Regions from separate parts of the Homo sapiens genome. Here region 2 is linked to region 1. The links are chromatin loops, found by intact Hi-C in ENCODE. Cell type or tissue: OCI-LY7. All regions are shown on one strand. Each heading gives the region's core, and the rest is flanking DNA. Links, peaks and the distances in the headings are about the cores only.

Evidence for each region. Peaks named below come from ENCODE experiments on the same cell type or tissue, not always from the same donor. Only the 100,000 strongest peaks of a DNase experiment are listed, where the experiment ranks them.
Region 2: it touches region 1 in a loop (2.6-fold over the local background); 10 of 110 quality-filtered maps call a loop at or near these places.

Annotation. Positions count from the first base shown.
Region 1 is chr1:226,819,249-226,835,004 of GRCh38, forward strand. LOC124904530 (a long non-coding RNA gene) reads left to right here and starts at 8,452. Exons shown (of 2, transcript XR_007066909.1): 1 at 8,452-8,597; 2 at 13,273-14,658. RefSeq lists enhancers at 5,861-6,000, 8,840-9,134. In OCI-LY7, for the core only: CTCF peaks have their summits at 9,005 (motif pointing left) and 9,205; DNase peaks (open chromatin) are centred at 5,773 and 9,003; H3K4me3 peaks cover 589 bases; H3K27ac peaks cover 718 bases.
Region 2 is chr1:226,755,401-226,771,156 of GRCh38, forward strand. No RefSeq gene overlaps it. Among named protein-coding and RNA genes, the nearest start is that of ITPKB, 24 kb to the left of the region's middle. In OCI-LY7, for the core only: a CTCF peak has its summit at 7,754 (motif pointing right); DNase peaks (open chromatin) are centred at 8,691, 9,301 and 9,871; H3K4me3 peaks cover 3,085 bases; H3K27ac peaks cover 3,812 bases.

The DNA.
Region 1 (15,756 bases), core at 5,264-13,263:
GAGTTAAATAAAGCTGGTGTTAGGGGTATACTATATTTACAAACAATAGCAAATTCCTTTGGGGAGGGAAAGGAAGCAAAAAGCCAAAGGGGATGTTTTGTTAGTACCAAAGCAGGATGCGAGTTAATGTGACCATGTCCCCCTGCTGCAATTGTACTTACAAAACGTTTGCTATCATTTTCAGAATGCTGAGTAGCTGATTTTTGGTATTCTTGGTATTTTATAGATTATTAAAGAGTGGCTACATCCTGCTTCCTTGGGTGCGGGAAGAGCTGGGGTCACCTCAAAGCAGACACAAACAAAAAATGTGGGGGTCACTTGTGTTAGATCATTTGGGATTAAACTAGAGCCAACATTGGAGAAAACTAATTGGTGACCTTTACAGATGTCTCCAGGGATTTCCTAGCTTCAGGAGTCAAGGTCCTGCAAAGCAGGTAATCCCAGTCAAGTATGTACATTATGTGCAAGATCCTGCAAAGCAGGTAATCCCAGTTAAGTATGTATGTTATGTGGGGTCTGAACAGTGTCAAGAAGTGTCAAGGGGCTGGGCGTGGTGGCTCACGCCTGTAATCCCAGCACTTTGGGAGGCCGAGGCAGGCGGATCACCGGAGGTCAGGAGTTTGAGACCAGCCTGACCAACATGGTGAAAACCCTGTCTGTACTAAAAATACAAAAATTAGCTGGGCGTGGTGGTGGGCGCCTGTAATCCCAGCTACTCAGAAGGCCAGGGCAGGAGAATCGCTTGAACCTGCCTCAGGTTTTAGGCGAGGTTTTAGTGAGCAGAGATTGCGCCATTATACTCCAGCCCGGGTGACAAGAGTGAAACTCCATCTCAAAAAAACAAACAAACAAAAAAGAAGTGTCAAGGGAGTGAGGTGCATAGAAGGGGGTGTGCAGGTCTATCTGTAAAGTGTATCCCATCTGGACTCATGGAGACCGTGCCAGGGATTACCGAGCTCTGAAATTCAGTTCTGGGGAAAGAAACTGTCTTGGGAAGGCAGGAGAGATAGTAATATTTAGGTTTTCTTGAGGAGTACAGAAGCTGTCCAATAATGCCCATGTTGGGAAAGCAATATACTTGCCCAAGAAATGAGAAGGGACAGGGATCTTCCCACGGGAGAGAAGAGTGGCTGTGGGGACAAGAGGGCATCACTCAGGGAGCCCGTGGTTGAGAAGGACAGCCCTTGGTCTCCTGTGTTCACTACATACACCAAGTTGTTGGACCCACATCAGCAATGAATTCAACTTATTGCAGCCATATCAGCAACGCACAATTAACACAGGTCACTGGTTTTGTATTACATTGTAATCTTAGTTTCCATCAGAATTCTACTTGAGCTCTCAATTGATAGAGTCATGCTCAGAGCAAACCCTCTGTAGAGCTACATTTTCCAGTGTAATAGATAAAACACACACACCATCAAGGAAGGAAGGACGGGTCCTCGCTATGACAGCTTTCCAGCTTTGCTCTGCTCGACAAAGGGCTCCCTGTGAATGGTCTGTTTCTCCCTAATGTAATTTCCTCATCAATGAATGTCCTTACCCCTCTCCCCCATAAAAACATAATTATGGACACACATTTCTTGGGAAATTGTTCTGCTGAAGGGATGTTGAAAACAATCCGATTGAATACTAACATATTGATTACCACTAGATTATAAATTATTGACAAGGTCTTAACTTTTCCCTTTCTAAAGACTTTTGGGTTAGGATATTTTAGCCTTAAGCCATTTCAGGCAATGGTAATCAGAAAACTCCTCCTCAACAATATCATGGAAGGAAAAGTCCTCACAGGATTAGCATTCTTCAAAGGAAGCTCTGTGTGAGACGAGGCAATCTTACTTGCCCCTTGTAAGATCCAAGAAAACTCATAAACAGCATCCCCCGGAGGGCGTGGGAGCACTTCAGAGGCATGGATTTGATTTTATAGTAGCTGCAACCCCTATGGCCTCCTGAACACATTCATCACCAATGTGTTTCTCCTTCTTTTATGCTTCTTAATTCTCAAAATCCTCAAAATAACATTCAATGTTCTGGTCAATGTTCTTGGTTCAGTGTCTCAAGAGCATCCTCAAAAGTAAAGGCCCAGGATAAAAATCTCATCTGCAGAGATTTTCACACGATACTTCTGGTTTCCAAAGTGCGTATGAACTGTGAAGTGACTCAGAAATACCAACGGCTAATCCTGATAGAGTCCAGAGGGAAAGGATGACTTCATCTGAAGCTGACCCAAGGAGGAAGGCACATCTGTCATCTCCTTGACAGTGTTCCAGGCTGAGCACGAGCTCCTGGAAGCGGCTGTGTGTCAAGGCTCTGCTCACATCTGGCTCCTCATCTGTGAGCCTTCTTGGCCCAGACTCAGGGGACAGGAAGGGAGGGGAGGGAGAGGAAAGCCAGGAGGACTTCAGGCACCTCTCCCCAAACTGAAATAGCAACTGGCTATCCCTGGGGGAAAGTGGCTCTGAGAGAGTGCTCCTAGCACCTCCCTCACCTGCATCTGAGGAAACTATGCCAGTCATCCCTCACCTCTCCTAGATGGGCCCTTCTGAAGCCCACCTGGAAACCCCATAGTCACTTATTCTCTGGACATGGTCCCCCTCCACGGCCACTCTAGGACTAAAGAGCACCAGCTGTTCTGTGGTTGCTGGGATGCTCTGCAGCTGTAATTACAAACTAATGTGCACTTTGGCTTCCATTTCCTGATCTTGCTGAATGATTCTGGCTGTCTGGAAAAGCAAAATGCTTCACCTTCCAGCACTAACACTGACAACCTTGCCATAAGGTATGTATCAGTCAGAGTTCTTAGTGGCAAATGAAAGAATCCACAGTACAAGATTAAGTAGCAAACAGATTCATAGAAGGATACTGTGTGGCTCACAGGATTTCCAGAAAGGCCAGCAAATCAGGCCTGAAGGCTCTACAGCCTGGAACAATACCCAGATCATCCTCCCACCACTGCTGAGTGCAGGTGCACACTTTAGATACTGAGATGGGACACCACAGCCAGGACCTCTGCCCCTGCTGCCCCTGAGATCTCAGTGACTGCTCCACAGAGCCCCTGGGAGAGGAATCCTCCAGGGGCCTTCTCACTAAGGTGCATATGATGGTGGGGAGGCCCAGGTCAAGTGTTTGTGTCCTAGCTGCAAGAGATACTGGGAAACGCAGCATGGCCTGGAAGTGCCTAAAAATAGGAAAGGAATTTATTCAAAAGATATTAAGCATACGCAAATATGACACATGCTTATTCTACATGGCTCCCTCATTTTAGTTACTGTGGCCAAAAAATAGGCATATATATATTATATATAATATACAATATAATAGGGATATATATATTTAATCTGCTACTTGTCTTTTAAAAAGGTGAGATGGTGCAGCTGGAGTGTACTGGCTTCCTACTGCTGATGTAACAACTTATCACAAACTCAGTAGCTTAAAACAGCACAAATTTATTCTCTTGTAGTTCTGGAGGTCAGAATTTTAAAATCAGTTTTGCTAGGCCAAATCCAAGGTGTGGGCAAGCTGGCATTCCTTCTGGAGGTTCTAGGAGAATGTTTCCTTGTCTTTTCATCTCCTTGGGGCCTTCTGCATTCCTTGGCTCCTGGCCCCTTCCTTGCATGGCCCCTCTTGTTTCAGTCATCACATCTCCTATTACTCTCTCAGATCCTCCTGCCTCCCTCTTATAAGGACCCTTGAGATTACATTGGCCCCACCCAGATAATTCAGGATGAGCCCCCTCACCTCAAGGTCTTTGACTCAATCACACCTGCACAGTCCCCTATATGGTAACATGGTCACAGGTTCCAGAGATTCAGGGTGTGGACATATTCGGGGTCATTATTCAGCCTGCCCTGGTGTGTCTCTAAGGAAGGCCAGCTGGCTGTCTACACAAAGGCCCTGAGACCAGAGTTCCTCTGGTGAGTTTACCAGAGTCTGGGCTTCATCCTTGCCAGTATCTCAGACTTGGAGATGTTAGCTTGGAACCACTAGATACCGGCGACATTGTCGGATAAACTGGAATTCCAATGAATTCATTTATTCCTTTTTATCAGGCACTATTCCTTTCCAGAAGGGTCTGCCTGGTGTTTGAACACCTGTGTGGCCAAATGAACAATCAGAATGCTGTTCGGTGAACATGAACATGAACATGAACTTGGCGGTGGGTGTTGCCAAGGGGTGTTTCACCCAGGTAGCAGGGAAGACAGTGAGCCATCCTGACTGACAACAGAACTCACCTTTCTACAGGCCAGATTCTGCATTTTTCCCTAAGCAGAGCTGGATACAACTCCCAAACTCTAGCTTTTTCCCTCTTGTACCATGAGCCAGGATCCTAGAATCATCCTCAATTCCTCCCTCACACTCCACATTCAATCCAACACCAAGTGCCATCTTTTCTTCCTAAGTATCTCCCATATTCAACCACAGCTTAAAATCTCCTCTCCCACACCCTACTCCAAGCCGTCTCACCTGGATCACTGTAACAGCCTCCAAATGGGCCTTCCCGCCCCTACTTTTGGTCCCCTCTGTCAAATTCTCTACCCAGCAGCCAGACTGAGCTTTAATCTAATCATGTCACTTCCTCATTTAAAGCTCTTCAATGGCTTTACAGTACCATTAGGGTAAAGCCTCCTGTGTTAGTTCAGATCCTCCCAGAAGCAGACACAGAGTACAGTGGCGCAATCTCGGCTCACTGCAACCTCTGCCTCCTGGGTTCAAGTGATTCTCCTGCCTTAGCCTCCTCAGTAGCTGGGACTACAGGTGTGTGCCACCACGCCTGCATGCAAGGGTTTTTTCTGGGGAAATTGTGACAGAAATGTGGAAGGGAGCTGCAGGAGTCTGGGAGACCCATCCAGTGTGATGTGAGTCTGGCCCCACAGGAAGGGGAAGGTGAGAGTGGAGGGTAGACGTAGTCTGCCGACCCTGAAGTCTAAGGAAAGTTCAGCAAACCACCATGGAATCCTTGAGCCAAAGCTAGCGACAAAGGATTTCTGTCCCTAGGGGAAGCCTGGCTTTGGTGTGAGTGGCAGGAGCCCCTGGTCAATTTTGCTGCCCAGAGTTAGAGGTCTACAAGGTGCGTTCCCCTGGCCACCATGCTCCCAATCCTCATCTCATCTCTGGCCCACCTCTTCCGTTCCTGCTGTGCCAACCCAACTTACTCTTTCCCATATGTGAGTCTTTGTAAAGGCTGTTTGCTGTGCCCGAATTACTCATCTTCTCACCTCCCCTGTCCCCTTTCCCTTCCCCCAACTCACTGATACTTCAGCTGAAACATCACTTCCTCCAGGAGACTACCCCATCCGTCTCCCACGTGCTCCCACAGCCTGGATCCTTCTCCATCCACATTCCTCATCTCCTGTGTTTAATGCCTAACTCCATCCTCAGATGTGAGACTTTAGCAGGCAGGAACTGTGACTATTTTATCCACTGCCATATCCCCAAAGCCTGGCATATAATAAGTGCTCAGTAAAATATTCATTGTTGAGCCAGCAAGGTCACCTGAGTCTGGCAGATGCAAGGAAAGAATGTCACAGTTTTGAGAGTAGTCAACCATGGAGGCTCGGAAAAGGGAAGCATGGAGGCAAACTGGCAGAGTCCATCCAGGCATTAGCAGTCGGTTGAGCTCAACATCATGAACGCTGATTTGTGCCATAGAGCATCTACTATGTGCTAGGTGCTGGTAGCTAACCAATGAATAGAACCTCTTAAAGTGTAATATGGCACGGGTACGACTAGCTGGGGCCATGGTCGCAGGTGGTAAAGGAATTTACCAAGACAGTTGTAGGTAAAGAAAGGCGGATTATAAGAGGAAGTATGAAAATACCTTGCAACGTTGCAATGGGCAGCACAGCAGAGAAGCGTCTGTCTGCCAAGAGGTGGGGGCCTGGAGGGAAATTTTACAGGGCCGTGCTGGAGGGGGCTATGTGCTGAATGAGGACATTGTGCCCCCAGAACAGGCCATTGTTTGTGATTCTGATTTGTGTTTCTCAGAATGATTGTTCATTGTTCTTCCCCACCTGGGGCCCCTTCCTCTTGTTGCTTACTTATCTAATCAGGACTTCACCTAAGGAATTGTGTAGTCAGTCTAGGGGAGAGACAATGCTGTCAGCCTACTAAAAACCAACTCTTCCAGCAGGTGTATGTGCACCTATTGTTAAAGGTGATGGCAATAATATGTAACTGATATTACAACAGTTGGTCTGATGTGGCAAAGACACTGACAAATTTGAACAGATGCCAGTCATTAATAACTGGTGTAGCCATGGGGAAGATTCCAGCTGAGTATTGGCTGACTGAATGCAGGCAGAGAGCCGTGCCATTTCCACTGGAATCTACCTCTTGCCATACTTGTTCTGACCCATGACCACCAAGGAAAGCCCCCGGCGCCCTGCCCCTGCCTGTTTGGTTGGTCATGCGGACACAAATATCTGATCTTATTTCTCATTTTAAGTGATGGCTTTATGCATCATTCTCTTGTGAGCTTCTTGAGTCCCCGCACCACAGAGCCATGGACAAAATAGAGTTTCTCGGCATGCAAGACCAAGGTCTGAAACCTGGGCCCTGGTACCTACCTTCTTTAGGGCCAGGCCAACTTGTGAGCCCCCTTCCTACAACCCCAGACCTCTCTGTGCTGACAGACAGCTCTCTTTGATGGCTGCCATTGGCACTGGGGAGTTGATACTTGAATGGGGGCGGGTGGGGTGGCCTCTCAGACTGTAGGCTCGGGAGTAGCCCTTCCAAGAGGCTGACCCTGATAGTTGAGTCAAACTGGTGACAGAATTGATGTGAGAGCTTGACAGCAGACCTAGGGCAGATAGCTAGGGGCTGCTAACCAGAGACTTAGTAATTAGCATGCAAATTGAGCAAGAAGGTGATCAAAGCTGGGAAGTGGAGGAAATTAGATGTCTGCTTCTGCCGGCATTCTCATACACGCTGAAGAGGCAGTAGTTTGTCCAGCTGTGTGTCTTAAAGATACCATCTGTGTCAGTCTCAGAGGTGCCAGGAGCCCCTCTCCCAATTACCTGTCATCTCTGCATCAAATTCTCCAAAGTGGATTTTGTTGTGGTTGTTGTTGTTGTTGTTTTGAGATGGAGTCTCGCTCTGTCGCCGAGGCTGGAGTGCAATGGTGCGGTCTCGGCTCACTGCAACTTCCGCCTCCCGGGTTCAAGTGATTCTCCTGCCTCAGTCTCCCAAGTAGCTGGGATTACAGGCGCCCGCCACCGTGCCTGGCTAATTTTTGTATTTTTAGTAGAGACAGGGTTTCACCATCTTGGCCAGGCTGGTCTTGAACTCCTGACCTCGTGATCCACCCGCCTCACCCTCCCAAAGTGCTGGGATTACAGGCGTGAGACACTGCGCCCGGCCTCCAAAGTGGATTTTTGCTCAATATGTTCTATTCCCAGCTGTCTCAGACATGGGTGGGGTAATGACTGATTCCTAAATCCGTTGACCTCAGCTTTTTTTTTGACACAGGGTTTCCCTCTGTCGCCCAGGCTGGAGTGCAGTGGTGCAATCACATCTCACTGCAGCCTCAACCTCCTGGGCTCAAGCAATTCTCCCAGCTCAGCCTCCTGAATAGCTGGATCTGCAGGCCCGCACCACCATGCGTAGCTACATTATTTATTTATTTTGTAGAGATGGGGTCTCCCTATGTTGCTCAGGCTGGTCTCATACTCCTGGGCTCAAGCGATCCTCCCGCCTCGGGCTCCCAAAATGCTGGGATTTACAGGCATGAGCCGCCAGGCCCGGTGACCTCAGCTTTTACCCAGCACCATCAAAGCAGGACGCACTGCACAAACCTGAACATTAGCTGTTGTCTAGCTGCCGGAGTATGCCTGGGGAACAGTCACAGTTGTTGCAGCTACACAGCATGTGTGCGTTTGTGAGTCTGGAGTTGGAGTTGAGTGAGACCCTGATACTAGGGAAAGAGACGGAAAGCCAGACTCTTACTTAAGGGCTTCTATCGCAGGAGGGAAGATTTCTTCCAAGAGCTCAGTGCAATAAATGAAAGAAATTTAGAAGGCTGCCAGGCTCAGGGCAGCCCCGGAGCATCAGAAGTAGGAGGCTGAGGGTCGGGAATGGGGAGCAGGGGTTAGAACTGAGGAAGCAGGGGTTAGAACTGAGGGGTTGCTGAAGACACCACCACGTTTCAGAACTCAGGATAGGGCCTGCCTGGGGACTCGCACAGAGGAGAAGGAACCGGTAGTCTAAAATACTAAAACGTGTGGAATTCCTGCATGGAGGCTTCCTACTGGGAGTGTAAAATTTCTGTGAGAACTGTAAGAAGTAAGCAAACAGCATCAGAGGACATGAGCCCCGTGGAAAGTGCCTCAAAGTGTGGTTTGAGGATTACCCGCCTGAGACTCCAAAGAGGTGTTTGCCAAAAAAGGCAGATTCTTGGGCCACACCCGGCTCTATGGAGTGGGAAGCGCTGAGGGTGGGGCCTGGGCGCCTGCTCTCAGAACTGGTGCCGCTGAAAGCTTGCAGAGCCCAAACGCTGCGAGGAGGTCGCACCAGCAAGTGAGGAAGCAGAAGGGATGGCTTCCTGCGCCTCCCACACAATTTTCAACTTTTCAGGAAGTACCATAGGAGAAGTCAAGGTAGATGAATACGTTTTTCTTTGGTCCCTAGCATTTTTCTTTTAAAATTTTATTTTCCTTTTGAAAAAGAATGTGAGAACAAAGTCTGAGAACGAATGTGAGAACGAATCTCGAAACGTGAGAAAAAGGCCTTCTTCCCCCCCTCCACCTCCCCTGCGTGGTCCTTGGGTGCTCTGTGAACGGTGACCCCACCCTCACAGGGACCCTGACTCCTGAGGGGTCACCACTCATATCCTGTGAGAGACTACGCTATTCCCTGATTCAGCGGGGTCTCCAGGTCTGAACGCCCAAGGCCAACACAGAGGCCTAAAAATAGAGCCCGGGAGGCCCAGTCAAACCGGAAGAGAGCCAGAGGCCTCCCTGGAGTCCCGAAGACGATCTGAACCAAGGAGCCCAGCGCCCTCTAGCGGGAGACAAGCTGCTTCGCGGCCCTGGTCTCCGGTCAGAGGCACTGGGCTGGGGCTGAGCACTCCGAGGCGGAAACCAAAGGGTGTGCCCCTGGGGACACCGCCTCAAGACCCCTGACTGAGGCTCCAAAAGGAAAAATTGTGCCACTTGTGTTTTACGAACTTCAACGTAATTGTAGGATACATTGCTGTAATGTATAATGTTGTAATAATGATTACCTTCTATAACCACAGATTTTTATATTTATTTATTTATTTATTTTTGAGACAGAGTCTTGATCTGCCACCCAGTCTGGAGTGCAGTGGCACGATCTCAGCTCACTGCAACCTCCGCCTCCCGGGTTCAAGCAATTCTCTGCCTCAGCCTCCTGAGTAGCTGGAATTACAGGCGCCTGCCACCATGCCCAGCTAATTTTTGTATTTTTTGTAGAGACGGAGTTTCACCATCTTGGCCAGGCTGCTCTTGAATTCCTGACCTCGTGATCCACCCGCCTCGGCCTCCCAAAGTGCTGAGATTACAGGCGTCAGCCACCGCGCCTGGCCGACTTTTATTTCTTTACTTATTTACTTATTTATTTATTTTCTGAGATGGGGTCTTGCTCTGTCGCCCAGGCTGGAGTGCAATGGCGTGATCTCAGCTCACTGCAACCTCTGCCTACTGGGTTCAAGTGATTCTCCTGCCTCAGCCTCCCCAGTAGCTGGGATTACAGGCACGCACCACCATGCCCGGCTAATTTTTGTATTTTTATTAGAGATAGGATTTCACCATGTTGGCCAGGCTGGTCTCAAACTCTTGACCTCAGGTGATCCACCCTCCTTGGCCTTCCAAAGTGCTGAGATTACAGGCGTGAGCCACTGCCCCTGGCCTAGCATCACAGACTTTAGACCCTTTTCATTACTTCTCAGTGAGACCAAGGTTCCTATCACTAAATTCACATGCACATAACATATAACCTGGAAGGGTACCCAAGCACCTCCGACAGCTGCACCAAGATTCCATCTGGGAAAGCTGTTCTCTGGGGGAACATACAACTTTGGGATGGGTGCTCAGGAGCCTTAATAGCAGAAAAGGACCCCTTGCAAGTCAGAAAATTTGGCTGAATCATTCCAGGCACTCTCTGAGGGGGCAGATGTCTCTGCTGGCTAATTGTTCCCCCACCTGAAGACATCAACTCAGTTTTCCCTAAGTCAGAGAGAAAACATACTCCTACTGTACATATTTCGAGAAAGGAAATATACAGCTGAACACTGAAGTGCCCAGTTAGGCTTTGAAGAAAAGGATTGTGGCCGAAAGACACCAGGCTTTTAATAAAAGCTAAAAAGCAAAAGTGTATACCACCTCACACCCATGCGGATGGTGACTATTAAAAAACTAAAGAAAGAAAGAAAATAAGTGTTGGTGAGGATGGAGAAATTGGAACTCTTGTCCTCTGTTAATGGAAACGTAGAATGGTACAGCTGCTGTGGAAAGCAGTATGTCAGTTCCTCAAAAAATTAAAAATGGAATGACCATTCAATTCGGCAATTCCACTTCTTTTTCTTTTTTTTTTTTTTTTGAGACGGAGTCTCGCTTTGTTGCCCAGGCTGGAGTGCAGTGGCACAATCTTGGCTCACTGCAACCTCTGCCTACCAGGTTCAAACGATTCCCCTGCTTCAGCCTCCTGAGTAGCTGGGATTACAGGCACCTGCCACCACGCCCGGCTAATTTTTGTATTTTAGTAGAGACGGGGTTTCACCATGTTGGCAAGGCTGGTCTCAAACTCCTGACCTCATGTGATCCGCCTGCCTCGGCCTCCCAAAGCACTGGGATTACAGGCGTGAGCCACTGCGCCCGGCCCCAATTCCACTTCTGAGTGTGTAACTACAAAAATTGAAAGCACAGTCTCAAAGAGATAGCTGCACACCTTTGTTCATAGCAGCATCATTCCGAATAGCCAAAAGGTGGGGGCAACACAAATGTCCCTCAACAGAACAACAGATCACCAAAATGTGGTGTATACCCACAAAGGAATATGATTTGCCCTTTAAAAGGATGGAAATTGAGCCGGGCATGGTGGCTCATGCCTGTAATCCCAGCACTTTGGGAGGCTGAGGTGGGTGGATCCCTGAGGTCAGGAGTTCGAGACCAGCCTGGCCAACATAGTGAAACCTTGTCTCTACTAAAAATACAAAAATTTAGCTGGGCATGGTGGCGGCGCCTGTAATCCCAGCTACTCAGGAGGCTGAGGCAGGAGAATCGCTTGAATCTGGGAGGCGGAGGTTACGGTGAGCCGAGATCATGCCATTGCACTCCAGCCTGGGCGACAAGAGCAAAACTCTGTCTCAAAAAAAAAAAAAAGATGGAAATTCTGCTGGCACGGTGACTCACATCTGTAATCCCAACACTTTGGGAGGCCAAGGTGAATGGATCATGAGGTCAGGAGTTCAAGACCAGCCTGCCTAACATGGTGAAAGCCCGTCTCTACTCAAAATACAAAAATTAGCCGGGCATGGTGACATGAGGCAGGATAATCGCTTGAATCTGGGAGGTGGAGGCTGTGGTGAGCCAAGATTGTGTCACTGTACTCCAGTCTGGGCAACAGAGCAAGACTCTGTCTCAAAAAGAAAAAAAAAAAGGATGGAAATTCTGACAAATCCTACAACACAGATGAACCTTGAGAACACATTACACTAAGTAATTTAGGTCAGACACAAAAAGATAAATACTGTGTGAGCCCACTTATATGACATACCTAGTCATGAAAATCATAGAGACAGACAGCAGAATGATGGCTGCCAGGGGCTGGGGGGAAGAGAATGGGAGTTATTGTTCAATGGGGATGGAGTTTCAGTTATGCAAGATGAAAGGTTCTGGAGAACTTTGAGTGATAATGATGTGTCAGTGTAGGTTCACTGATCATAACGAGTGCAGCACTCTGGTGGAAGATGTCAAGCAGGGGATCTGTGCACCTGTGGGGATAGTGGGCACATGGGAACTCTGTACTCTGCTCTCAATTTTTCTGTGAACCTAAAACTGTTCCTTTAAAAGTTGTGACACTAAACTGCTCTTTAAAAAGTTTAATAATTTGTCTGGGCGTGGTGGCTCACACCTGTAATCTCAGCACTTTGGGAGGCTGAGGCAGGCAGATTACCTGAGATCAGGAGTTCGAGACCAGCCTGACCAACATGGAGAAACCTTGTCGCTACTAAAAATACAAAAAATTAGCAGGGAGTGGTGGCGCATGCCTGTAATCCCAGCTACTTGGGAGGCTGAGGCAGGAGAATTGCTTGAACCCGGGAGGCGGAGGTTGCGGTGAGCTGAGATTGCACCATCGCATTCTAGTCTGGGCAACAAGAGCAAAACCCTGTCTCAAAAAAAAAAAATGTTTAATAATTTTCTTTAAAAAGTTCTAGAGATGGATGGTGGTGATGGCTGCACAATAATGTAAATTTCCTTAATACTATTAAAACTGTACACTTAAAATGGTTATGATAGTAAATTTTATGTGTATTTTATCACAATTAAAATTTTAAAATAAATAAAGTAAAAAACAAAAGGCGGAGGGACAGATAGGCTAGAAAGGGACTGTAATTTAATAACCAGAGAGTACTGCGCATTTAGAAATGTCATCAATAGGAGTTATAGTCATTTGGGGATATATATTTTTAAGTATTTTATATTAACATGAAATCATTTGGAATTTCAAAAACAATTTTAAATAAAAGTACACAAGAAAGAATGCTTATCAGACAAAGTCAGGGAGGATGGCACAGGCAGAAAGAGGAAAGCAAAGGCAAATAAACATTTTAGGACCTTTGTTCTGAAGGGATTATTACTGGGGGCCTAGAGGAGAAAGTTGGGACAGAAGGAAGATGGTTCAAAGAAGGAGGGAACTCAGCCCTCCCCTAGGATCCAGGTGAATCACTGTTCCTGTTCTGAATCATCCAGGCAGGAATGTGGTTATTTTGTTGTTGTTGTTTTGAGACAGGGTCCCACTCTGTCTCCCAGGCCGGAGTGCAACCTCCACTCCACTGCTCACTGCAGCCTCTGCCTCCCGGGTTCAAGCAATCCTCCTGCCTAAGCCTCCCGAGTAGCTGGGATTACAGTCACGTGCCACCATGCTCGGCTAATTTTTGTATTTCTTGGTAGAGATGGAGTTTCACCATTGGTCAGACTAGTCTTGAACTCCTGACCTCAGGTGATTCGCCTGCCTCAGCCTCCCCAAAGTTCTGGAATTACAGGTGTGAGCCCTGTGCCCGGCCTAAAGTGTTGTTGTTTTTTTTTTTAGGCTTGGAAATTGTGGTGAAAGAAGCTACGAATGAGATAAATGTGTGTTCTTTCCACCCCTAAAAACAGTGTCACCACCACTCATCCTTGAAACCATCAGGTACAGGCAGGAGAGGACAACAAATTTGGAAAAAAAGAATGTGGAAATGGAGACACAGGCTTGACATCGTTTGTTTTTCACTTTCCAGCAGCAGGGAAACCTGTGAGCGACGTTCACGTCTAGTGTCCAGTGCCTTGCGTGGTCCCAATCACAAACCCCTAGCTCAGGGGCAGCGGGGCCATGAACTAGGGAGGCCGCCGTAATGACAGCCTGGCAGGAACCCTATGTCCAAACCAGAGGAGCCCCCTCAGAGCAACCTCCACAGGCAGTGCTGCTGTCAAGGAAATGCCAGAGCCGGGTGGTAGTTAACATGGTAAGAGGAGACTTCATTCAGGACCATTGCAGTAGGGGAAACAGGTCCTCAGTATAGAAGTGGGCTCAATTCAGAATACAGCATAAGCAACTGGGACTCTACAGGCAAAGAGCAAGGTGAGGCTGGGTGGGTGGAAAATTACATCAGGGGTAAGGGGTCCTAGTTCAACCAACTCTGAGAATATAGAAATAAACTCAGTTTCTCCCATTATAGCCTCATAACACACTTCTGACACCAGCTGTGGGGAGGATTTTCCCCACACCTCGAGCGAACAATCAATTCTGCAGTGGACCTCCACTTGGTCCTCCAACTGGGTATTCTCCAATTCAATTCTGACATTATCCACCTGAGTGTCAGATCCTGCAGGGTGAGGGATCAGTCTCCATGACTGCCCCCCGACTTTCAAAGCCAATTGGAAGCCCCAAGTTCTTTAACCTGTCCTTCAATGAACAGCTCTAAATTAAGCTATAAACTGAGGTTCCCATGGCTCCATCTTCAGGTTCCACTAATTTGCTGGAGCAGCTCACAGAACTCAGGGAAACATTATATTTACATTTATGGGTTTATGACTGTCAGGTCTCTGAGCCCAAGCTAAGCCATCATAACCCCTGTGACCTGCACGTATACATCCAGATGGCCTGAAACAACTAAAGAACCACAAAAGAAGTGAAATAGCCAGTTCCTGCCTTAACTGATGACATTCCACCATTATGATTTGTTCCTGTCCCACTCTAACTGATCAATTGACCTTGTGACATTCCTTCTCCTGGACAGTGAGTCTCAGGGGCTCCCCACCAAGCACCTTGTGACCCCTGCCCCTGCCTGCAAGAGAAAATCCCCTTTAACTGCAATTTTCCACTACCTACCCAAATCCTATAAACCTGCCCCACCCCTATCTCCCTTTGCTGACTCTCTTTTTGGACTCAGCCCACTTGCACCCAAGTGAAAATAAACAGCCTTGTTGCTCACACAAAGCCTGCTTGGTGGTCTCTTCACACAGACAAGTGTAACATTTGGTGCCGAAACCTGGGACGGGGGACTCCTTTGGGAGACCGGCCCCCTATCCTCACCCTCACTCCGTGAGGAGATCCACATATGACCTTGGGTCCTCAGACCAGCCCAAGGAATATCTTGCCAATTTCAAATCAGCTAAGTGGTCTCTTCACTCTCTTCTCCAGCCTCTCTTGCTACCCTTCAATCTCCCTATCCTTCCAATTCCAGTTCTTTTTCCTCTGTAGTAGAGACAAAGGAGACACATTTTATCTGTGAACTCAAAAACTCCAACGTCAGTCACGGATTTGGGAAGACAGTCTTCCCTTGGTGTCTGATCTCCATGGGGACGCCTGCCTTGATCATTCACCCACATTCCATTGGTGTCTGATCTCCGTGGGGACGCCTGCCTTGATCATTCACCCACACTCACTTGGTGGCAGGTCAATTATGGGGACGCCTGCTTTGGCTGCTCACCCACATTACAGCCCAGGGCTGCTCATCCCCCACCTCCCCCACCACTTCTCCATGTCTCTACCTTCCTCTTTAAACTTACCTCCTTCACTATGGGCAACCTTCCACCCTCCATTCCCCCTTCTTCTCCCTTAGCCTGTTTTCTTAAAAACCTAAAACCCCTTTGACTAACACCTGACCTAAAACCTAAATGTCCTATTTTCTTCTGTAATACCGCTTGGCCCCAATACAAACTCAAAAATAGTTCCAAGTGGCCGGAAAACAACACTTTCAATTTCTCCATCCTACGAGATCTAGATAATTTTTGTCGTAAAATGGGCAAGTGGTCTGAGGTGCCTGACGTCCAGGGATTCTTTACACATCGGTCCCTCCCTAGTCTCTGCTCTCAATGCAACTCATCCCAAATCTTTCTTCTTTCTCTCTCTTGTCTGTTCCTTCAGTCTCCACCCCAAGCTCTGAGTCCTCTGAATCCTTTTCTATGGACCCATCTGACCTCTCCCCTCCTCCCGAGGCTGCTCCTCGCCAGGCCAAGCCAGGTCCCAATTCTTCCTCAGCCTCCACTCCCCCACCCTATAATCCTTCTGTCACCTCCCCTCCTCACACCCAGT
Region 2 (15,756 bases), core at 4,050-12,049, 65 kb before region 1:
ATGAGATGGGCCAAAAGCTAGGCCTCTTGTGCCAAACGGTTAGCCAAATTGTGACTATGCAGGAAAAGTTCTTGATGAAAATTTAAAATGCTACTTGAGTGAACACACAAATAACAAGAAAGCAAAATAGTCTTACTGATGACACAGAAAAAGTATAGTGGCTGGGATAGAAGATCAAACCAGCCACAACATCCTTGTAAGCCAAAGCCTAATCCAGAGCAAGCCCCTAACTCTCTTTAATTCTGTGAATCCTGAGAGAGATGAGGAAGCTGCAGAAGAAAAGTTAGACACTAAAAGAGGTTGGTTCATGAGTTTTAAGGAAAGAAGGCACCTTCCTAACATAAAAGTGCAAGGAGAAGCAGCAAGTGCTGATGAAAAAGCAGCAGCAAGTTATCCAGAAGATCCAGCTAAGTGATGAAGGTGGATACACTAAACAACAGGTTTTCAATGTAGATGAAACAGCCTCTATTGAAAGAAATTAATAAGTAGACTTTCATAGCTAGAGGTGCAAAGTCAATGCCTGGCTTCAAGGCTTCAAAGGAGAGGCTGACTCTCTTGGCAGGAGCTAATGCAGCTGGTGACTTTAAGTTGAAGCCAGTGCTCATTTACCATTCCAAAAGTCCCAGGGCCCTTAAGAACTATGCTAAATCTACTGCCTGTGCTCTGCCAATGAAACAACCAAGTCCGGATGTCAGCACATTTGTCTACAACATGGTTTACTGAAAATTTTTTTTTTTTTTTTTTTTTTTGAGATGGAGTCTCGCTCTGTCACCCAGGCTGGAGTTCAGTGGCGAGATCGTGGCTCACTGCAAGTTCTGCTTCCCGGGTTCACGCCATTCTCCACCTCAGCCTCCCGAGTAGCAGGGACTACAAGCTCCCGCCACCATGCCTGGCTAATTTTGTTTTTGGATTTTTAGTAGAGACCAGGTTTCACCGTGTTAGCCAGGATGGTCTCAATCTCCTGACCTCGTGATCCCCCTGCCTCGGCCTCCCAAAGTGGTGGGATTACAGGCGTGAGCCACCACGCCCAGCTGGTTTACTGAATATTTTAAGCCCGCTGTTGGGACCTACTGCTCAGAAAAAAAGATTCCTTTCAAAATATTACTGCTAATTGACAATGTACCTGGTCACCCAAGAACTCTAATGGAGATGAACGAGGAGATTAACATTGTTTTCATGCCTGCTAACACAATATTCATTCTGCAGCCCATGGATCAAGGAGTAATTTTGACTTCTAAGTCTTATTATTTAAGACATACATTTTGTAAGGCAATAGCTGCCATGGGTAGTGATTTTTCTGATGGATCTTGGCAAAATAGATTGAAAACATTCTGGAAAGGATTCATTATTCTAAATGTCATTAAGGACATTCATGATTTATGGAAGGAATCAAAATATCAATGTAAAGAGAAGTTTGGAAGAAGTTGATTCCAACCCTCATGGATAACTGAGGGGTTCAAGACTTCAGTGGAGGAAGTGCCTGAAGATGTAGTAGAAATAACAAGAGAATTGCAGTTAGAAACGGAGCCTGAAGATGGGCCTGGATTGCTGCTATCTCAAGATCGAAAAACTTGAATGGATGAGGAGTTGCTTCTTATGGATGAGCAAAGAAAGTGGTTTCTTGAGATGGAATCTATTCCTGGTGAAGATGCTGTGAACATTGTTGAAATGACAATAAAGGCTTTAGAATATTACCTAAACTTAGTTGATAAAGTTGCAGCAGGGTTTGAGAGGATTGACTTCATTCTTGAAAAAAAACTTGTACTGTGGGTAAAACGCTATCAAACAGCATTGCGTGCTGTAGATATATCTTTTGTGAAAGGAACAGTCAATCAATGCAGCAAACTTCACTATTGTCTTATTTCGAGAAATTGCCACAGCCACCCTAACCTTCAGCAACAATCATCCTGATCAGTCAGCAACTATCAACATTGAAGCAAACCCTCCACCAGCTAAAAGATTATGACTTGCTGAAGGCTCAGATGATTGTTAGCGCTTTTTAGCAATAAAGTATTTTTAAATTAAGGTATGTACATGTTTTAGACATAATGCTATTTCACACTTAATAAACTATAGACTACAGGACAGTGTAAACATAACTTTTTTTTTTTTTTTGGAGACAGAGTCTCACTGTCACCCAGGCTGGAGTGCAGTGGCGAGATCTCAGCTCACTGCAACCTCCGGCTCCTGGGTTCAAGTGATTCTCCTGTCTCAGCCTTCTGAGTAGCTGGGATTACAGGCGTGCACCACCACGCCTGGCTAATTTTTGTATTTTTAGTACAGACAGGGTTTCACCATGTTGGCCAAGCTGGTTTTGAACTCCTGACCAGGTGATCTGCCTGCCTCGCCTCCCAAAGTGCTGGGATTACAGGCATGAGCCACTGCACTCAGCCATGTAAACATAATTTTTATATGCACTGGGAAGCCAAAATACTCATGTGACTCATTTTATTGCAGTGGTCTGGAAACAAACCCATGATATCTCCAAGATATGCCTGTACATACACATTGTGTGTATGTTTGGGCAAAACAAGAAAACTGTAATTCTAACCAGAATGCTGTTTAAAAGTTATCATTACATAGTAAAATAAACATAGATTAGAAAGAAGAGTGAGGTCAATTTCATTATTAAGCCGTAAGTTGATTTACACAATCCCCCAATTTCTTGCTATTAATTAATAATAATTATAACGATAGATAAGTGCTTATGAGGTGCCGGGTACTGTTCTGAACACTTTACATATGTCATTTACATGTATTGATCATTTAATTATCACAGCTAAGCCATGAGGTAGGTAATATTACTGTTCTCACTTTAAATGCAATGAAACTGAGGTATGGAAAGTTTATGTAAGTTAAATAAGAACCATTTATAGAGAAATAAAGTTTTGCCTATAGTAAAAGATGAAATAAGCCAGGCATGGTGGCATGCACCTATAGTCCCAGCTACTCAGGAGGCTGAGGTAGGAGGATTGCTTGAGCTCAGAAGTTTGAGACCAGCCTAGCCAACATAGCAAAACCCTGCATCAAAAAAAAAAATGGAATAGGCCGGGTTGCGGTGGCTCACACCTATAATATCAGCACTTTGGGAGGCCAAGGCAGGTGGATCACTTGAGGTCAGGAGCTCAAGACCAACCTGGCCAACATGGTGAAACCCTGTCTCTACCAAAAATACAAAAATTAGCTGGGTGTGGTGTCACATGCCTGTAAGTCCCAGCTACTCCAGAGGCTGAGGCAGAATTGCTTGAACCCGGGAGGTGAAGTTTGCAGTGAGCAGAGGTTGCGCTACTGCACTCCAGCCTGGGTGACAGAGCAAGACTCCGGCTCAAAAAAAAAAAAAAACACAAAACAGTAATCATTAAACAACCACCTAAACATATGCATTTCTCACTGGGATCAAACAACTCACCTATAAAATGAGGGCATTAGAAAGGTGATTATGAAAGTCCTTTTACCATAACTATCTGTGACTCCTTCACTGCTAGCAGAGAAAATAGTCCCCCTTTTCTCCTTTGATTATAAACAATAAATACAATCAATTCATGTTTTCTAAATGCCTATAATGAGCAATTAAAGATTACTTGAAAGAATAGCTTGATTTCATGAAGTACTTATGTTGTTGCTTAAATAATTGTTATTGATAATATTTAGTTTGATGAAGTGTTCCTTTGTTTAGAAAAATTGTACTCTGGCCAGGCGTGGTGGCTCATGCCTGTAATATCAGCACTTTGGGAGGCCGAGGAGGGTGGATCACCTGAGGTCTGGAGTTCGAGACCAACCTGGCCAACATGGTGAAACCCCATCTCTACTAAAAATACAAAAAATTAGCCGGGCGTGGTGGTGGGCGCCTATAATCCCAGCTACCTCGGAGGCTGAGGCAGGAGAATCGCTTGAACCCAGGGGGCAGAGATTGCAGTGAGCTGAGATTGCACCATTGCACTCCAGCCTGGGCAATAAGAGCGAAATTCCATCTCAAAAAAAAAAAAAAAAAAAAAGAAAGAAAGAAGAAAAAGAAAAATTGTATTCTTTCACATATACAGAGCCAAATATTCCTCGAAATGGATGAAAAGTCAACAAAGAGTGCTATAGTTCAAGGGACAGCTACATAAACCACTCGTCTACCCACCCATCCATCCATCCATCTGTTCATTCTTAAAAGACATATTTATTGAGCTCCTAATATGTGTTAAATTGTGGCAAGTTAAGATGTTACGAGACAGCAATATTCTCAATGTTGGATGGTATAAAAGCATAAGGACTTTGAAGTCAGGGATGCCTGGTTTCAAATCCTGGCTCAGCTGTAGTTTTGGCTTCTGTGTAACTTTGGGCAAAGCACTTAACTTCTCTCATCCTTAGATTGCTCATCCGCACAACGGAGACAATAATACCCACTTTGATGTGTTGTTGTAAGGATCGGAAACAACACATATGAAGCCCATGTAGCCCTATGCTTGGCTTGGAGTAAACTCTCAATAAATGATGTCTCTCAGGGTCACCTCTCTGGGACAGCTCTTCACGCCTTTGAACTCTTTGAACCCCAATGCCCAGCATCCTGCTATGGCTGCACCACTCCCGCAGAGCCCCCGTCTGCTCATTGCTATCATCATCAGGGGTATAGTCAGGGACACCTTGGGCAGCTCCCTGCAGCAAAAGGAGCCAGGTAGAAGAACCAGTGTGGGTGGGCTGGGAGCTGGAGGAAGAGATGGAAGAGTCCAGAACCTGCTCTTTCTCACAACCCACGTCATCTTCATGGACCCACAGGCATCTGTCACCACAGCCCTGATCCATGCTCATCGGTTATCCTGGGGCCACCTTTGAAAAGCGTTCATATTTATTATACACTAGGATGCAGGTCATTGTAGTAGTTCAGATCATTAACTTTGGTATGAAGCATTCATTCAACAAATATTTATTTAAATGAATGTCAGGCATGTGCCAGGCCTGTATCTCAGCATCTAGGAATATATCCGTGAACAAAATAGATTTAAATTCTGTGTTTTTTTAAAAAGACACTATATTGCCCAGGCTGGTCTCAAACTCCCGGGCTCAAGGGATCCTCACCCATCAGCCTCTCGAGTAGCTGAGATTATAGGTGTATACCACTGTGCCCAGCTCAAAATCTGTCCACTTGAAGTTTACATTCTAGATGGGGAAGAGTGTAGTAAATAATAAACATAATTTGAAGCTCAGTGATTTCAGGGATACAAAAAAAGAATAAGTATAATAAATACGTAAATTATATAGTATGTTAGAAAGTGATAAGAGATGTTGATGTAGAAAAAGAAAAGCAATGGTAATTCCCTGTACAGGGAGATTAAGGGCAGGTTAGGAAAAAGCTTATAATTTGTAATAGTGTGGTCAGTGCACGTCTCCACAACATTTGATTCATAGTTGTTCTACTTCATAGCTCTATGACATTGGGCAATTTACTCAATCTTTTTTTTTTTTGAGATGAAGTTTCACTCTTGTTGCTCAGGCTGGAGTGCAACGGTGTGATCTCGGCTCACTGCAACCTCCACCTCCCGGGTTCAAGCAATTCTCCTGCCTCAGCTTCCCTAGTAGCTGGGATTACAGGCATGCGCCACCATGCCCAGCTAGCTAGTTTTGTATTTTTAGTAGAGACGGGGTTTCTCCCTGTTGGTCAGGCTGGCCTCGAACTCCCGATTTCAGGTGATCCACCCGCCTCGGCCTCCCAAAGTGCTGGAATTACAGGCGTGAGCCACCGTGCCTAGCCTACTTAATCTCTTAAAGTCTCAGTTCCTCATCTGTAAACATGGAGAGAATGGTAGTACTTATGGGGTAGGATTGTTGTGATGATTAAATGATGTAATATGTAACAGCTTTAGCATCTAGAGAGCACACATTACCTTTTAATTCTCTTTGAATATATTTAATATATTCTGCTTTAATATGTTGCAGAAAACTTTAATATATTGCTTAAAGCTTAAAAACAAAGCAAGGCAAGAAGAAAACCAATAATCCTGCTACACAGAGGTAACACTTAATATTGTCATAGAGACTTCCAGTCTTCTTTTCTCTGCATAAATCTACACACTTAGCAAAAAATTGAACTATACACACCGTCTTCTACACTGATTCATTTTGCTGAGTAATATTCTGAAATGAATACCACAGCATTTAAAAATGATTAAGAGAGTGGATTTACAACTAGAACACAAGGTTAAGCAATTCACTGTTCCACCTTTAAAGGAAAAGTATTCTTGAGAAAGTGCCTCCCAGTACTGACAAATTACTTTTTATTATGAGGTTACTTAGATGTGTACAAACACAAAATGCATGTGTGTAAGCTCCTCATTATTAAAAACAAATTTTGGAATAAAATCTCCCCTTTTCTCACTGGCTCTTACTCTGTAGACAAGAAGCTTTCAAACCTTTTTAATCTGATGGCCAGAAAGAGATCCATTTTACATTATTTTTCAGTATATCCTCAGGTCTACCATGAAGTATCTATAGAGATAGATATGACATAGATACTCTATAGATTCTATCTATGCATAGACAGGATCATAAATTCGAATCAATTCTTCATGGAACTTACTCTTATTAAGTGTGAGGCACTCAGATACTTTCTTTTCATTCCTTTAGATTTTTTTTTTCATAATGCTGGTCGGATCCACTAAAGTTGTTTTCACCACCCTCTAATGAGAAGTTATAATCTTTAGAAAATCTTGTACCTCTGGAGGCAGAAACTGCGCCTTTTTTGTCTCTATATCCTTAGCACAGAGGCTAATGTTAAAGTTTATTGAAAGAAGGAAGGAATGAATGAAACTCAGTTATATTATTTTCATTTTTAGAAATTGATCAGAACAATAGAATTCAGAGAGGTTAATTGACTTACTCAAGATCACACAGCCACAACATATTCGAACTCAGGTCTGCCTGGAACTAAAGTCTATACTCATTCCAATGTGGTAGGTGGAGTTCACAAGAAACAGAACGTAAGACAAGGTCTGCAGCACTTCATTTATGAACAAGGTATGCTGGAGAGAAACGGGTGTGGGAGGGAAGATAGGACAAGGGAAGGATGTGAGGGAAAGGCTGTCGTCTTAGCTGGAGACTGGTTTCTTCAGCCGAGTCCCATGGGGCCGAGTCCCTTCAGCCGAGTCCCAGAACATGACGACACCACAGGGTTTGTCCCACCTCGAGGCAAGAAGGGAGCCAAGTCGGTACCTCTATGTGTCAGTGAGTCATTGGCTATGGGCTGCAGACATTTTCCATTATTTTTCGGAATATCCCTAGGTGGGGCAGGGAGAGTACCCTCCCATGTGAAGCAGCTACCATTTGGCCAAGGGCAATTCTCTGGAGAAGAGAGGCAGCTGTGAACAGTAGCAGCCAATGGTCATGGCCATTGGAGATGAGTCCACGCTGTGGGAAGGGATATGGGTGGGACATCAACAAAATCTATTGCTTTCACATTGCATCCCCAGCCACTGACTGAATGAATCAATGAATATACGTGTTTACTCAGTAATAGAAGTGGTAATATGTGTTTCAGGGGATCATTATGAACAGGAAATGAGATAATGGGTATAACTTGTTTATTTTAGTGCCCAGCGCATTCTAAGCACATAATTAAAAAATTATTATCAGCTACAGTAAAAATTAGTATTAATTTAGCAGTAATTATCCATTCATGCTATTAGCGATTATAATTTTATTTTTGTGACAATTGGCAATAAACCTTATTCTGAAGTCTCAGCTAGTTGACTGAAGAAAGATGAAAATTTGTAAAACACAAATTCCTGTCTGCCTGAGGGGGGCAGTCCTTTCTGGCTCAGACCTGCATGCGGCAATTCAGTCACTAAAGCCCCTTGGAATCCAAGGCAAGTCCACTTCAACCTAAATTCTCCAATGTTCTTTCTTTTTTTCTTTTTTTGAGACAGGATCTCACTCTGTCATCTAGGCTGGAGTACAGTGGTGCAATCATGGCTCACTGCAACCTTGAACTCCTAGCTCAAGTGCTCTTCCTGTCTCAGCCTCCTGAATGGCTCAGATTATAGGCATGTATCACCACACCCAGCTAATTTTTTTTTTTTTTTTGAGATGGAGTCCCGCTCTGTCACCTGGCTGGAGTGCAGTGGCATGATCTCGGCTCACTGCAACCTCTGCCTCCTGGGTTCAAGTGATTCTCCTGCCTCAGCCTCCACTGCACTCCAGCCTGGCAAGAGAGCAAGACTCCGTCTCAAAAATAAATAAATAAATTGTAGAGACAAGGTCTCACTCTGTTGCCCAGGCTAGAATCAAACTCCTGGCCTCAGGCGATCCTCCCATCTTGGCCTCCCACAACACTGAATTGCAGGCATGACCCACTGAAGCAAGCTCTTAATTAATTCCTATGACAATGCCTAGGGATTGTGGTGGTCAGTGTGCCCTTAGAGAATGAACTGGGAGATTCAGAACGAAATCATCACCCCAGCCCCCAATAAGTCCAAGGATGTTGGATAGAGGGGTGCAGGTGGGGAACAGGGGTACCAAGGGAGATCATGGAATGTTTCCCCAGCCTGCAATCTCCCCTCCTAACCAAGAAGAGAGCAGACGCCATCTCAAATCTCATGATTTATGTTGATGTCATTGTTTCCAGACCCTGCGTCATCACAGAGGGTAACCTTCCCAGGCTCTTCCTTCGGGCTACTGTCTGACACTCAGCATTTCCTGCTGGTGCTTGTCTGCCCCCATCCCCCTTGGCTCTACTGGTTGAGCTATTCAAATGCCTATGTAGGTTCTGCTGAATTTTCAGAACTTCACATGACTCATCCCATGCATTTCAGTGACTGCAAAGAAAAGTAAACCATTCCCGCTGCTAAAGACAGTTGTCTTTATGCTTACTGAGATTATATAAATCTGCATTTTATTTTTGCAACTTCGCAAAGAAACATTTGATGGGGGAGTAATGAGGGTAAGGGCAGGATGGGGAATAAGGTGAAACAGAAGTTACATTGCGCACAAATGCGACATGCATCTGCAGATCTTTTTTTGATTTATTTCTAAAAACATTTTCTGGGACCTGGAGCCTCATGCAACCAGATTTCTTTGCCTGTGACCCCTCTTCTACTTTAAATATGGATCAGTACCTCACTTCTCTGCCCCATTCTCTTGTCTTCTCTACTCTTCTAATTCCACTGCTTCAGCCTCTACCTTTGCTGATGCCTCCCCAAACTGCCCAGCTCTCTTCTCTCCTGAACATCAGCCTTGTGTTTAAGACAGCCCAATGTTACCAAAGCCAGCAAGTCCAAATTAAACCCAGTATGATTGGCCCCTTTGGTGTTTCGATTCTCAGTGAAGGACCTAACCACAACACCTGTTCATCAAGCTACAAACCCCAGAATCTTCAGTTTATCTTAAGAGTCTGGCTTTCCTTCTTATTCACTGTTCCTCACTCCACCTGAGTTAGCAAGCTCTCTCCATTCTACTCCAACTTCCAATGTGCCTCAAAGTCACCACTTCCTCTCCACTGCTGCCCCACTGCTTAGACCCACACTATCCCTGCTTGAACTACGGTGAAAGCCTCCTCATCAATTTCTTTGCTTCTTCATCCATCCACTCATCTGTCCTTCACATACTTATTGAGCACCTGCAATATGCCAAGTACTGTTTTAGCATCCAGAGACACAGGAACAAAACAAACCAACAAGACCCCTGCCCTCATGAAATTTACATTCTAGTGAGGTAGCCAGATAACATACAATAAATAAAGAACTTCCTACCTAAGATGGCAGTTTGAAATTTTCTCACAGAGTTTGATATGGTTTGGCTCTGTGTCCCCACCCAAATCTTGTGTTGAATTATAATTTCCGGTGTCAGAGGTGGGGCCTGGTGGTGGAGGTGATCGGATCATGAGGGTGGTTTCTAACGGTTTATCACCATCCCCCATGTCCTGTCTCATGATAGAGTTCTCATGAGATCTGGTTGTTTGAAAGCGTGTAGCACCTCCCACTTTGCTCTCCCTCTCTCTCCTGCAGCCATGTGAAGACATACTTGCTTCTCCTTCACCTTCTGCCGTGATTATATGTTTCCTGAAACTTCCCCAACCATCCCTCCTGTACAGCCTGTGGAACTGTGAGTCAATTCAACCTCTTTTCTTTATAAATTACCCAGTCTCAGGTAGTTCTTTATAGCAGTGTGAAAATGGACCAATACAGAGTTTTGGTCTGCCAATACCTCAAAAATAGCCCAAAGAAGTAAAAATAAACAAGGCCGGGTGCAGTGGCTCATGCCTGTAATCCCAACAGTTTGGGAGGCTAAGGCTGGTGAATCACTGGAGGTCAGGAGTTTGTGGCCAGCCTGGCCAACATGGTGAAATCCTGTCTCTACTGAAAATACAAAAATTAGCTGGGCATGGTGGCATGAGCCTGTAATCCCAGCTACCCAGGAGGCTGAGGCAAGAGAATTGCTTGAACCCGGGAGGCAGAGGTTGCAGTGAGCCAAGATCACACCACTGTACTCCAGCGTGGGCTACAGAGCAAGACTCCATCTTAAAAAAAAAAAAAAGAGGTAAAAATAAACAAGAGAAATTCACCAACAGCAATCAAATAAGCAAAGAAGCAATGAACTTTGAAAATTGTTAACCATGAAAATAAGCAATATTCTGGGGTAGAGTGGAGAAGCCTGACAGGACTTGGCTCCTCACCTGGTTCCCACGCCCCCTGAATCTGCAGTGGAGACCCAACAGAGTCCTGACAATTCTCATGAATACCCACAAAGCCGAGAGAAGCCAAGCACAAAGGTTTATTTATCCATTTCCTTCTCTGACAGTAAATAAAGCAGCAGAAATACCTGTTGGGGAGAAATAGGTAAACTGGAGGAAGTGAACAACTGGGCTGATTCTGACCATAGTGAAGACTCCAGGGCTACAAACTGAATTTCAGCACTGATGCAAAGCCTAAGGTTCTACCCTCCATGGGACTGGTGTGTACTACCTGGCCTGGAGGAGTAGATCCCGACACATCTCCTAAATCTCGCAGTGGGCAGAGCGGAGCCCAGACATGCTAGCTCCTGACACTCTGCCCTCTGAGCCTTCCCTGCCCTCCCCACCTGGTTCCCTCAACTCTCCCAATGAAATCAAGAGAAGAAAACAAATAGAAGAGGAAGATCGTCAAGAAGTCACCCACACGCTATCAGAACAAATAAAATGAATGGCTGAAATTCCCCAAACACGAGCAAATGAAAAGAAAAAGCATAGCAACTGTAAAACTATCCTGCAGGGTGGAAAAGGCAACGGATGAAGAAAATGACCAGAAACCCAAATGAGAGGAAACCTGACTCAAGCAATGAAGGCAATTCCTCCCAATTCTGCACGCTCTACTGCTTAATTAGAAAGTGAATTAGGTGAAACAGGAACTCAAAGAAGAGATAGTAAAATTGAAATGAGATGAAAAGAGAGATTTCAGATATAGGGAAACAAATAGAGGGCAGAATTATTATAGAGTTAAAATATAAACTAGAAATAAGAAACAAAATACTGTTAAAAATTGAATTATGATGTAGAGGAAAGGCTTAAGACAATCACAGTGAATATAAATGATAAAGAAATGGGTATGAAAGAGAGGAAAATGTGACTGAATATAAGGATAATTGGTGTCCCTTAAGTAGAGAGTCCAACACATGGAACAAAAGATGTATTCAAATGTATAATCAAGGGAATTTCCATGAAATGAAGGACTGAATATACAAATAAACGGAATAGACTGTATTCCAAGAAAAATGTAATACAGAATGTTAAATACTAAAGTGTACTCTAGGCTGGGCACGATGGCTCAAGCCTGTAATTCTGGTGCTTTGGAAGGCCAAGGTGGGCAGATTGCTTGAGCCCAGGAATTTGAGACCAGCCTGGGCAATGTGGTGAAATCCCATCTCTACAAAAAATACAAAAACTAGCCAGGCGTGGTGGTGCAAACTTGTGGACCCAGCTACTCCGGAGGCTGATGTGGGAGGATTGCTTGAGCCCAGAAAATTGAGGTTGAGGTGAGCAATGATCATGCCACTGCACTCCAGCCTGGGCAACAGAGTGAGACCCTGTCCCAAACAAGAAACAAAAAACAAAACAAGAAAAAATGTACTCTAATTAAATTAGCGAACTTTAGTGATAAAAAATTTTTCAAGTATCTTAATAGAAAAAGTGAATCTTGCCAGGGGTGCAAAACCCAGGGAGGATTCAGCCTTCTTCACAGCAACATTCAAGACCAGGATACAGTGAAGACAAAGCGCAGCCAGGTAAACTCATGCCCCAGCGATGGGAGTTACATTTGTTTAACAACTGTAGAAAAATACTTGGCATTAGCTTGTAAAGCTGACCATGCACATATCCTACAGCTCCAGCAATTTAACCTGTGTATATATATCCTACAAAACTTATTGCTCCATATACTAGGAGACAAGCAGAGGTATGTTCATGACAGCATTGCTCATGATAGGAAAAAACTGGAAAGAGCTGTAATTGACAGGAGAATGGATAAATGCATTGCAGTATATTCATAAAATTAAAATTCTCAACTACACTGAAAATAAATGAACTACAGCTATAGACATCAAGGTGACTGAATCTTAGGAACATACTGCATTTATCGTGTTTAAAAACAATAAAAAATAATTAAACATCTAACAATTAAATCACATATTATTTACGAAAAATTGGCTGGGCATGGTGACTCACACCTGTAATCCCAGCAATCTGGGAAGCCAAGGTAGGTGGATCACCTGAGGTCAGGAGTTCAATACCAGCCTGGCCAACATGGCAAAACCCCATCTGTACTAAAAATACAAAAAAATTAGACTGGCATGGTTGGGGGGCGCCTGTAATCCCAGCTACTCTGGAGGCTGAGGCAGGAGAATCACTTGAACCTGGGAAGTGGAGGTTGCAGTGAGCCGAGATTGTGCCACTGCACTCCAGCCTGGGCGACAGAGAGAGACTCTGTCTCAAGAAAAAAAGATAAAAGAAAAAATTAATGGTAATTCTACAAAGAAGCCAGGATAATGATTCTCTCTGAGGGTTGGGGTGGGAGAGGGCTTGGGCAGGAGCATAGGGAGCTGCAGTGGCAACGTTCTAGTTCTAAAGGGGGCAACGAACTTGCGTTTATTTTATTTCGATAATGTATAATATATTGGTTCTACATGTTTTTTGTAGGTATCAGTATTTCATAAGAAAAAAGGAAACAAAATTCTAAACTTTTTTCTTTTGATTCAGGGTCTCACTCTGTTGCCCAGGCTGGAGTGCACTGGCTCAATCATCGCTCACTACAGCCTCCACCTCCCAGGTTCAAGGAATCCTCCTGCCTCAGCCTCCTTAGTAGCTGGGACCAGAGGTGTGCACCATCACACCCAACTTTTTTTTTTTTTTAATACAGAGATGGGGTCCCACCATGTTTCCTAGGCTGGTCTCAAACTCTTGGACTCAAGAGATCTGCTCATCTCAACCTCCCAAACAGCTGGGATTACAGGCATGAGCCACTACATCCACCCTAAACGTTTTTAAAAATATTTTTATCACTAGGGAATAATTAAGGAAGACAATAGCACATTGTCTGTAAAAAAAAAAAAAAATGTGACTGAGAAAATGAGACCCAGACAAGATGCCATTTCAGTATAAAGGCCAAGGCACAATCCCAAACATGAAAACACGACAAGGAATGTAACACCCGTGAGTGCTTCTTGGGAGAAAAAAGCCTGCTTGTTTTAAAATCTAACCTGTAAGGAGAATGAATCACATGAAAAACTCAAGAATGGAGAGAGCACTGTAGAAAGACTTAGAATACTGAATCCATTTAAATGTAGAATTATGGCATTAAAGAGAGAAAACAGTGAAATTGTGACTTCAAAATAAAATATACATGTTATAAACTTGAACAATATCCTCATCATCACAACATTTTCTTTCTTTCTTTTTTTTTGAGACAGAGTCTCCCTCTGTCACCCAGGCTGGAGTGCAGTGGCGCCATCTTAGCTCATTGCAAACCCTCCCTCTCAGGTTCAAGCGATTCTCTGGCCTCAGCCTCCCAAGTAACTGGGATTACAGGTGCTCGCCATCACACCCGGCTAATTTTTGTATTTTTTTTAGTAGAGACTGGGTTTCACCATGTTGGCCAGGCTGGTCTCTAACTCCTGACCTCTGGTGATCCACCCACCTCGGCCTCCCAAAGTGCTGGGATTACAGGTGTGAGCCACTGCGCCTGGCCCACAACATTTTTTTAATGAAAAATAAGAGATGAGTTTTCATATCTGGCCATGTGGCAGCGACTGATATTCAATGGGTACTCACCTGCTTTAAAGAACTGTAAAAGTGGGCAAAATAGACAATACAACTGTTTCCAGGAATTAGACCCCAAGGGACACAGGGCTGATCCTTGAGAGCCGGGAAACCCACAGGTGACCCCACAACCACCCCTGGGGGCACTCTCTGGACCCCAGTAAGGAGATGAAGAGATGTGGTCTCGCTGAGCTGGGAAGGAAGAGCTCAGAGAAGATGGAGGCTGCTGAAGTCACTGGAATTTGCGGGGGCAGGGAACTGGAGAGGAGAAGCTGCCCAGAAGAGGAGCCCAGGACTGTAGGTGGGGGTCTTCTGGGGGAGGGCTGGACAGGGTAAGACTCAGAAGGCCCAGCAATGAGAAGCGCTGTGCAGCTGACAGCTGCCTGGAGACCCCAGGAGCCTGCTGGGGCTGAAGGATGCTGGCCTTCCCATGACGTGGAGTGGACGGGTCTTGCTAAACCCCCGGGGTGTCCAGCTCAACCCCAGCAAGGAGGAAACCTAAAGAGAAGATAAGGTGGGCATGGGACACTCAGACATGAAATCAGGAACAGTCTAAAGTCGGAACTAGTAAAACCTATATCGATTCCAGGACAAAACCAAAATCAGGGCAAGGAGACAAACAGTTTCATCATTAAATAAAAAACCAACTTAGAGGAAGCAACTTGTACCCTAATGCCCAGCTGGAAGATGCTTTCAGACATGTACTCTTAATTCAACCTGTGTCAACACAAAATGAAAGGCATTTTTCTCCCACTACAGTATTCCCCATGAAACAAAGATCAAGATTATCGTGTAGGGCAATTAATGCTGTGTTTAAACGTCTCCTTTTGAGAATAATGCTTTAGTGTTTGTGAAAGTGTCTTTCAACTTTTAATGACTTTTATTTGTTGTTTATTTGGTGTTAATCTTCTCTTTTAGTTTTCTGTTATCAAATGTCTTTATCACGTAGAGATTATTTTTATGTTATTGAAATAATCTATAAGTACCATACATTTTCTCATAACAACAATTATGATTATTATTTTAAATAGAAACAGAAAACTTTTGAAACATTTATGATAACCCTGACACAGGAACATGATTCACTGTTTCTTTTTTTTTTTTTTTTTTTGAGACGGAGTTTTACTCTCATTTCCCAGGCTGGAGTGCAGTTGCGCGATCTCTGCTCACTGCAGCTTCCACCTCCCAGGTTCAAGCGATTCTTCCCGCCTGTCTCCCAAGTAGCTGGGATTACAGACGTGCGCAGCCACCCCACCCGGCTAATTTTTTTGTATTTTTACAAGAGACAGGGTTTCACCATGTTGGCTAGGCTGGTCTCAAATTCCTAACCTCAGGTGATCTGCCCACCTTGGCCTCCCAAAGTGCTGGGATTATAGGCGTGAGCCACCAAGCCCAACCTCATTATTTCTTATTATGGTCACTCTGTTATCATTTAAAAACATGTAAATCGGTGGGGTTTTTTTTGTTTTGTTTTGTTTTGAGACAGGATCTTGCAC